Linked DNA regions of Homo sapiens: region 2 is linked to region 1. Evidence: read pairs that join two places in POLR2A ChIA-PET (ENCODE). Cell type or tissue: PC-9. All regions are shown on one strand. Links, peaks and the distances in the headings refer to the core of each region. The heading gives the core; the rest is flanking DNA.

Region 1 (4,685 bases), core at 1,102-3,601:
TTATTAACAATGGTCCTGTCCTTCCTTATTTAAGCCCCTAGAAGCTTGGCTTGGATAACTCTTTACAAAAGCAAAGACAATAAATGTGTATTATTTTTATCACTCACCTTGTAGGAGTTACAATGGTTCCTCATTTGTCCTCACAGAATTTTGGTAAAACATAGAAGAATTTTCTTATTCTTCTTAAATGATAAGGAAATTAAGAAGCCTAAGAGGCAGTGGTGGCCGGGCGCGGTGGTTCACACCTGTAATCCCAGCGCTTTCGGAAGCCGAGGCGGGTGGGTCACGAGGTCAGGAGATCGAGACCATCCTGGCTAATAAGGTGAAACCCCGTCTCTACTAAAAATACAAAAAATTAGCTGGGTGTGGTGGCGGGCGCCTGTAGTCCCAGCTACTCAGGAGGCTGAGGCAGGAGAATGGCGTGAACCCGGGAGGCGGAGCTTGCAGTGAGCCGAGATCATGCCACTGCACTCCAGCTTGGGCAACAGAGCGAGATACTGTCTCAAAAAAAAAAAAAAAAAAAAAAAAGAAAAGAGGCAGTGGTAGAGCTAGTCTTGAATTTTATCTACAATATGTATTGAGAATACCAATCCATATTAACCCTCTTTTCCAGGCATTAAAGAAGCCTCTTCATATGTCACACCTGAGAACTGTGATTCAATTTAATTGATACATATAACTCTGCTGTACCATTTGAGGTTTAAATTATGTTCTTGCCGTTATTTTGTTTTTTAGCTACTTAAAATTGTTTTAGGCAGATTGATTTTTTGGGTACAAATTCACAATGCTTAAAAGCTCATGTACCAGTTGTTTTCTCATTAATTAACAGCACTGTTCATTAAAACACAGTGACCTTTGTCTAATCTACAAGCTGTCTTCTGTGACCATTAGTTTTTTCTGGTTTTATGCCATCAAATAGCATTTTCGTGAAGATGAAATGCCGACATTATAAACCCTGTGACATTTGCAGCAATTCTTGAAGAGCTGTGGCTAATTAGACATACATAATTAGAACTATTGCTTTTATTCAGAATATCAACATAATCAATTCCCAGCTGTTTTTGTTCCTTTTTGTGTGTGTGCATATACTTAAAGTAACATAGGGCTAGCAGGTCAACATGCCTCTTTACATAATCCCTGCAGGGAAAGAATTTGTGATGTAAACTGCATCATAAAATGCAAAAAAAAGGCATCAGTCAGAAGAGTTGCAGTTATAATTCTATGTAATTTGGAAAATTCTACTAGTATAACACATATTAGGGGAATGAAATTAAGATCTAGAGATGGCTCCAAACTTAAACCAAAATGTGGAAATACACAAAAGTAAATATCTTCCGGAATTGTGTCTCTTTGGAGAGCAGAAAAATATCCTAAAAACATGCTTACTAACTATAACTTATAGAACATCACATACCATCATCAATCCAGCTAGCTTTCAAGCTTCTCCTTACTTTTTGGGAAGGTATATTAGTGTATTGGAAGAGAATTTGAGGGAATGAATGTTTTTACCAAAGGGACTAATTTGACCTGGTGTTGAGGACACATGGATATTTACAGAATCATTGCTGCACAGAGGTGGTTGTGAGAGCGTGACAGAACTTCACTAAGTTGGCTAGTAGATGCTTCGGGGGTGGGTATGGGGGGAAGGGGGTCATAGAAGTGGGAGTGGGGTGGAGATAGGGGAAATTAGATTAAGGTGTGAAGGGGTATGGATGCTTCCTGCCTTGGAAAAAAATGACTGAGGTAGTTTTGACAGACAGTGTCACTGCGGCTAGTCTCATTGATTGGAAGGCTTAGGTAGATATGATAGATGAATTTGTTTGAGTAGCTCCAGCAAAATCTAGTGTCTTAGTGGGTCTTTCCCCTTGGGATTAGTTGATTCCTGAAATTTCTTTATAAATGATTTATCCATTCAAGTTTTTCACACCTGTTAATATATAAATCTGCTCCTGAAAAGTAATTCATTTAACCATACCTAAATAACAATGTTCATTTATCCCAGAGGTTCTTCAGAAGATCATAGGGAGGCAATAGTTTGAAAATGCCCCATTCCAAATGACTGATTGACACTTTGTTACTAAGGAAGGATCACGGCTGGTTTTTTATCAGGTATTGAGGCCATAAATTGAGACCATATGGGCTGGAGGCAGGAAGTGGGTGCCCCCTGCTTGGGGAAAAGAGGTGGGAACAGCAGGACATTCCTGGTTTACCCCTCGCTGCCTACCTGGAGTGGCCCTATGCATCCCAGTTACTAGTTGGGATGCCATGATGAGAGGACTTCCGTCCTCTCTTGTAGTGATTTTAGATCCTTAGGGATGGGTTGGCTCTTGTCAGCAGCTATAATGCCTGCCTAGTATGAGCAGCCACCCAGATGATCCCTTCTGCCTTTACGTTTTATGTTCTGTAAGTCACATCTGCATCAGGGCACAGGATGTCTTAGGCTTTCCCCTTCACCTGCCACAGGTGAAGTCTGCCCATGGGACCAAGCTGAAGTGGTGCCCTTTGTGGAGGAGCCTTACTGAGGTTTTTTTTGTTGTCCATCCTCCCCCATCCTAAACCTATTTATACCTTAATTGGTTTGAGGTTTCTATTTGGGTGTGTCTGCATGCCCAAATGATTCATGTATGAATCATAAACACCAAGCTGGAAACATTGAAAATGGCTTGCTGTACCTTGAACTGGACCCAGATATGTATTCTGTTATGATTTTGTAAAATAATCACAAATTAACCAGTGCAACTTAGAATCGAAGATCAATGTCCTGAATCAGATCAAAATGGAAACACCGAAAGTGTCTCCAAAATGAATGAAATCAAACCAAGTTTTCATTTGATTCAAATTGCTAATTTGTCTACTTCTCACTAATCTATAGGCTTTTCTTCCTCTTAAGAACTACATGAGGCTGGGAGCAGTGGTTCATGCCCATAATCTCAGCACTCTGGGAGACCTTGGTAAGCAGATCACTTGAGGTCAGGAGTTTGAGACCAGCCTGGTTAACATGGTGAAATCCGGTCTCTACTAAAAATACAAAAATTGGCCAGGCATGGTGACAGGTGCCTGTAATCCCAGCTACTCAGGAGGCTGAGGCAGGAGAATTGCTTGAACCTGGGAGGTGGAGGTTGCAGTGAGCCGAGATCAAAATTAAAATTTAAGATACACAAATTTAAATAAAATTCCTTAAAACAAACAAGTATTTCTATTTAGAGAGCTATCCTGACCTTGAGAAATTAGTACATGTCAGCCAAGTTGACTATAAAACAGATCTTATCTTCTCATATTGGTGATATTTGTCCTGTGGATTGAAGTGGATGCTTGTGTCAAGATAAGAGATAGTACGGCTTCCATGCTACTGAGAGTGAGAGGCAGGTCAGGGCTGGGCATGTTCTTAGAGAACTTTCAGAATTTTTATCTTTTCTTACGGAGGAGTTATGTCTCTGTTCTTATAGCTGCCCTTCTTTGGACCAAAGGAATTGCTCTTATACTGGGAGGTCCCTTGATTTCCAGAAAATCTGCTTCTTCCTTCTTCCTTGAGGGTATTTACAGAGTTTCATATAGCTAACTTCTCTGCAATGTTGACTTCATTTCTAGATGTTCTGCTTTTCATGAATTCATTTTATAAATGTCTACCGAATACCATAAACATGCAGGATATAAAGATCAGCAATGTGTTCTGTCACCCTCGAGGAGTTTATAATCTATTGGGGGAAGATAAGACACACCACTAGAAAACTCACAAAATCTCGTGCCAGAAATTCTGCTGAGTGCTGGTTTCTAGAGAAATGCCTTACCCATTGTCGTAGCCCCTCTGCTTAGAGCAGGCCCTAGCCAAATGTTTGTTGAAGTTTCCTTCAGTTCACGGCTTCAGGCTCAGCACCACCCAATTAGCATACTGTTTTATTATCTATTAAAATCAAAATTCTCAAAAAGAGCTAGCTGGAGGTGGAAAAATGAGAATAACTTAATTGGCCTATGATTTTCATTTCTGACCTGTCTATTCAGCTTTATGACACTAATTGCAATGAGAGGGTGAATGGCTTCTTACTGCAAGATGTCTTAGTGACAGTGTGGGCTTATTTTGATTAATGTAAGCTGGAGGACAGTAACTACCTAATTTCACTCCTATGGTTTCTACCACTGAATGATTTTATTTTCATTTGTTGTTACCCGATACCTCTTCTCTTTTTACATTTTACTAGCCTGAAAGGATTTTTCACTAATGGTTACACCGTTGTTCTTAAGACAAGCTGTGGGGGAAAGAAAGTGAGAGACAGTTTATCCCTTTTATTTAAGCATATTTTAGGCAGAATCTCCAAATGTCTTAGTTCTTGGAGGAAATGGAACTTCAGGGTGGAGCCAGAGTGGCTCCTGAAGGCTAAGCAGAAGTGGCCAGTGTGTTTTATTTACTCAGTAACCAGGAAAGCAAAGGCTGTGTTGATGAAGGGGTAGAACCCCGAAAAGCTCAACTGTTGAGCTGTCAGTGGGGAAGACATTCTGCTTGTTGGTAGAATGTGAAAAACCCGGAAGAAATGGAAACCTTTGGGATCATGGCTTTCAGAGGAGAAAAGGGTATTGGCAGGGTAGTGTTGGAGTCCTGTAGAAATCAGATACAATCTTGCTTTGTTTCCCTGCCCCTAGTCTTCTTGTGGACTGCCATGTGCCACTGGGAGAAATCTCCTTGCCTCCTC
Region 2 (4,685 bases), core at 1,231-3,730, 56 kb before region 1:
AACAAACAAACAAATAAACCAACAAAAAACCCAACCAACCAAACAACAACAACAACAACAAAAACAAACCCAACCAAACCTGGAGGCATCACATTACCTGATTTCAAACTACAAGGCCATAGTCACCAAGACAGCATGGTATTGGTATAAAAATATGCACATAGACCAATGGAACAGAATAGAGAATCCAGAAACAAACCAAGGTACTTACAGTCAACTGATCTTGGACAAAGCAAACAAAAACATAAAATGGGGAAAGGACACCCTTTTCTTTTTCTTTTTCTTTTTTTTAAGGCTGAATTTTATCTTTTTTATTATACTTTAAGTTCTGGGGTACATGTGCACAAAGTGCAGGTTTGTTACCTAGGTATACATGTGCAATATTGGTTTGTTGCACCCATCAGCTCATCATTTACATTAGGTATTTCTCCTAATGCTATCCCTCCCCCAGCCCCCTAACCCCTGACAGGCCCTGGTGTGTGATGTTCCCCTCCCTGTGTCCATGTGTTCTCATTGTTCAGCTCCCACTTATGAGTGAAAACATGTGGTGTTTGGTTTTCTCTTCTTGAGTTACTTTGCTGAGAATGATGGTTTCCAGTTTCATCCATGTCCCTGCAAAGGACATGAACTCATCCTTTTTTATGGCTGTATAGTATTCCTTGGTGTATATGTGCCACATTTTCTTTATCCAGTCTATCATTGATGGGCATTTGGGTTGGTTCCAAGACTTTACTACTGTGAAAAGTGCTACAATAAACATACAAGTGCATTTGTCTTTATAGTAGAATGATTTATAATACTTTGGGTATATACCCAGTAATGGGATTGCTGGGTCAAATGGTATGTCTAGTTCTAGATCCTTGAGGAGTTGCCACACTGTCTTGCACAATGGTTGAACTAATTTATACTCCCACCAACAGTGTAAAAGTGTTCCTATTTCTCCACATCCTCTCCAGCATCTGTTGTTTCCTGACTCTTTAATGATCGCCATTCTAACTGGCTTGAGATGGTATCTCATTGTGGTTTTGACTTGCATTTCTTTGATGACCAGTGATGATGAGCATTTTTTCATAATTTTGTTGGCTGTATAAATGTCTTCTTTTGAGAAGCGAAGGACACCCTTTTCAACAAATGGTGCTGGGATAATTGGCTAGCCATATGTAGGAGAATTAAACTGGATCCTCATTTCTCACCACATACAAGAATCAACTGAAGGTGGATTAAGGACTTAAATATAGAGCCTGAAACTATAAACACTCTAGAAGATAACATTGGAGAAACCCTTCTATACATTGAGTTAGGCAAGGATTTCAAGACCAAGAACCCAAAAGTGAATGCAATAAAAACAAAGATAAATTGCTGGTACTTAATTAAACTAAAGAGCTTTTGCACGGCAAAAGAAACAGTCAGCAGAGTAAACAGACAACTCACAGAGTGGGAGAAAATCGTTATAATCTATACATTTGACAAAGGATGAATATCTAGAATCTACAATGAACTCAAACAAATCAACATGAAAAAAACAAACAATCCCATCAAAAAGTGGGCTAAGGACATGAATAGACAATTCTCAAAAGATGATATATGAATGGCCAAGACACATGAAAAAATGCTCAACATCGCTAATGATCAGGGAAATGCAAATGAAAACCACAATGTGATACCACCTTAGTCCTGCAAAAATGGCCATAATAAAAAAGTGGAAAAATAGTAGATGTTGGTGGAGATGCGGTGAACAGGGAACACATCTACACTGCTGGTTGGAATGTAAACTAGCACAACCACTATAGAAAATAGTGTGGAGATTCCTTAAAGAACTAAAAGTAGAACCATTTGATCCAGCAATCTCACTACTGGTTATCTACCCAGAGGAAAAGAAGTCATTATATGAAGAAGACACTTGCACATGCATGTTTATAGCAGCGCAATTCACAATTGCAAAAATGTGGAACCAACCCAAATGCCCATCAATCAATGAGTGGATAAAGAAACTGTGGTATATATATATACATGATGGAATACTACTCAGCCATAAAGAGGAATGAATTAATGGCATTTGCAGCCACCTAGATGAGATTGGAGACTATTGTTCTAAGTGAAGTAACTCAGGAATGGAAAACCAAACATCCTATGTTCTCACTCATAGGTGGGAGCTAAACTATGAGGATGCAAAGGCATAAGAATGTCACAATGAACTTTGGAGACTCAAGGTGAAAGGATGGGAAGGAGGAGAGGGATAAAAGACTACAAATAGGGTGCAGTGTATACTGCTTGGGTGATGGGTGCACCAAAATCTCACAACTCACCGTGAAAGAACTTACTTATGTAACCAAAAACCACCTGTTCCCCAATAATTTACAGAAAAATAATCGCTGGGGGACACTGTATAATAATAACAGTCATTTTCTCATAAAGACAAAACAAAACCCCACGAAAATCAACAACAACAAAAAAAGCTACTTCCCTACCAACTGTTTCCTAAATCCTTATTCTGTTCATCTTTATTCATAGAATGTATCAATACCTGAAATGATATTGTATATTGATTAAATTGTTTATTGTTTGCCTTCCCAACTAGAAAGTAAATTGTATGTGGGTTGGGACTTTATCTTACTGCTGAATCCAAGCACCTTGCACAGTGATTGGCATACAGTAGTCACTCAATATATATTTACTGAATAAAGGAATGAAAGCCCTATGGGTGGGATAGGATTCTGCTCTCTTGTTTTGCAGCCCAGAAATACTGACGGAAGGTTTTTGTAAGCAAAGTACATAATGTGATCAGAGTAGTGCTTTTAGAAGCTGAAATTATGGCAGCAAATGTACAGGAGAGATTGAAATAGGAAGAAATGAGAGGTGCAGAGACCAGTTAAGACACTATGAGAGTGGAGAGTAAAGAGAAATGTTTAGGAAGTTCAATAGAAATAAATTTATTGATTGAGGTAAAAGGAAAGACTAAGTTAACAGTGACTTGAAAATTTTAAGTGGGAAGATGGTTGCACCATAAATAAAAGCATTATAATGAAAAAGAGAAGGTTTTGGAGTAAAGGTGAAGAGTTTAGTTTTGCAAATAATGGTTTTTCAAATGTCAGTATGACTAATGCAGAAATGTCTAGCAGGAAACTGAGAATGAGAGCTTGAGTCCTGAGAGAGAAATTTGGTTTGGCGTGAGATTTGGGTTTTAGAATCAGTAACAGGGTGATGTTAAAGCTATGTGCATAACTGAGATTACAAAAGGTACACAGAAAGGGTCCAGGGACACCTCAAAAAACACAGACATTTAAGGAATGGAAGGGAAAGGAAAGTCAGAGAAGAATGTCTTTGGATGTCATGTTTTTCAAGTTTTTCAAAAGTAGAACAATCGGGAAAGGGTTATATAAATGGAAACTCAATAGAGAATGGAGAGTTTCACAAAGACCAGGTAATCTCTGATGTCACAGCCTAATAGAAAACAAGGACAGTGAGTCTGGGCACGGTGGCTTATGCCTGTAATCTCAGCACTTTGGGAGGCCGAGGCAGGTGGATCACCTGAGGCCAGGAGTTTGAGACCAGCCTGGCCAACATGGTGAAACTCCATCTCCACTAAAAATACAAAACTAGCCAGGTGTGGTGGTGCATGCCTGTAATCCCAGCTACTCAGGAGGGTGAGGCAGGGGAATTGATTGAATCTAGGATGTGGAGGTTGCAGTGAGCCAAGATCACACCATTGCACTCCAGCCTGGGCAACAGAGTGAAACTCCATCTGGAAAAAAAAAAAAAAAGAGAGAGAGAGAGAAAAAGAAAACAAGGACAATGAGCATTGAGAAAAAGAGACTGAATATGGTGGAGATAGGTGGTCACTGGCAATCACTGAGAAAGTGGTTGCTCTGGTCATGCCACCTTACCTGGGCTTTGAAAGAGGGGGAACAATTCAGAAGCAGGTTTGATAAAGAGGGAGACAAATTCTATGATGCCAGACCTTTCAGAAGCATTCAGCTCAGCTGACCACCTCTTTCTAGAAGCACTCTTCTCTTCACTTCCATGGTTTTCTCTTTGTATTCCTTGGTGGCTCTTTTTCTGTGGCTCCTCTTACCCTTTTCAACCTTTGGACACTGGATTTTTAAGGTTTTGTTCTAAGTCTTTTTCTTCTTTTAAAAATTGTATTCTTCTTAGACTTTCCTTTCTTTTCTATCCCCTCTTTTTTCTCTCTTTCCAGGTGATCTTAAATGTTCTCATAGATTTAAATGCCACTTTTATGCTAAACACTCCAAATTTATATCTCTAGGCCAGACCACTTTTCTGAGTTCCCAATTCACATATCTGCAGTTGACAGTTCCATTTAGATGTCACACAGTCATTTAACTGAATGTGTCTAAAACAGAACTCTTATTTCTACCAAATATATTCCTTCCTGTCTTAACCAAGAGCTCCACCAATCTATCCACTTGCTCATGTCAGAAGCCTCAGAATCATCCTAACTATTCATTTCCCTCACTCCCCCCACGGAATCTATCAGCAAGTCCTGTTGATTCGATCTCCTTAGGTTTTTGCAAATTCACCCCCTTTTCTCTGTCTTTGCTGCCACCATGGTAGACCAGGCTGCTATAGTAGCCTCTTAATTGCTCTCTCTGCTTTTGCTTTTGCTTTCCTCTAGTTCCTTCTTCATATACCTGCAAGGGGTATCATTTTCTTATTTCCATCTAAAA

Evidence for each region. ChIA-PET counts read pairs that join two places held together with the same protein. Peaks named below come from ENCODE experiments on the same cell type or tissue, not always from the same donor. Only the 100,000 strongest peaks of a DNase experiment are listed, where the experiment ranks them.
Region 2: POLR2A ChIA-PET joins it to region 1 with 9 read pairs; 4 of 35 experiments call an interaction of 5 or more read pairs at or near these places.

What each region holds. Positions count from the first base shown.
Region 1 is chr6:73,030,683-73,035,367 of GRCh38, reverse strand. The region is part of intron 2 of KCNQ5 (potassium voltage-gated channel subfamily Q member 5); the gene reads right to left. Among named protein-coding and RNA genes, the nearest start is that of MIR4282, 65 kb to the right of the region's middle. RefSeq lists an enhancer at 1,970-3,169. In PC-9, for the core only: no CTCF peak of the experiment used is centred there; a DNase peak (open chromatin) is centred at 2,587; H3K27ac peaks cover 972 bases.
Region 2 is chr6:73,087,100-73,091,784 of GRCh38, reverse strand. The region is part of intron 5 of KCNQ5 (potassium voltage-gated channel subfamily Q member 5); the gene reads right to left. Among named protein-coding and RNA genes, the nearest start is that of KCNQ5-AS1, 54 kb to the left of the region's middle. In PC-9, for the core only: no CTCF peak of the experiment used is centred there; no DNase peak of the experiment used is centred there.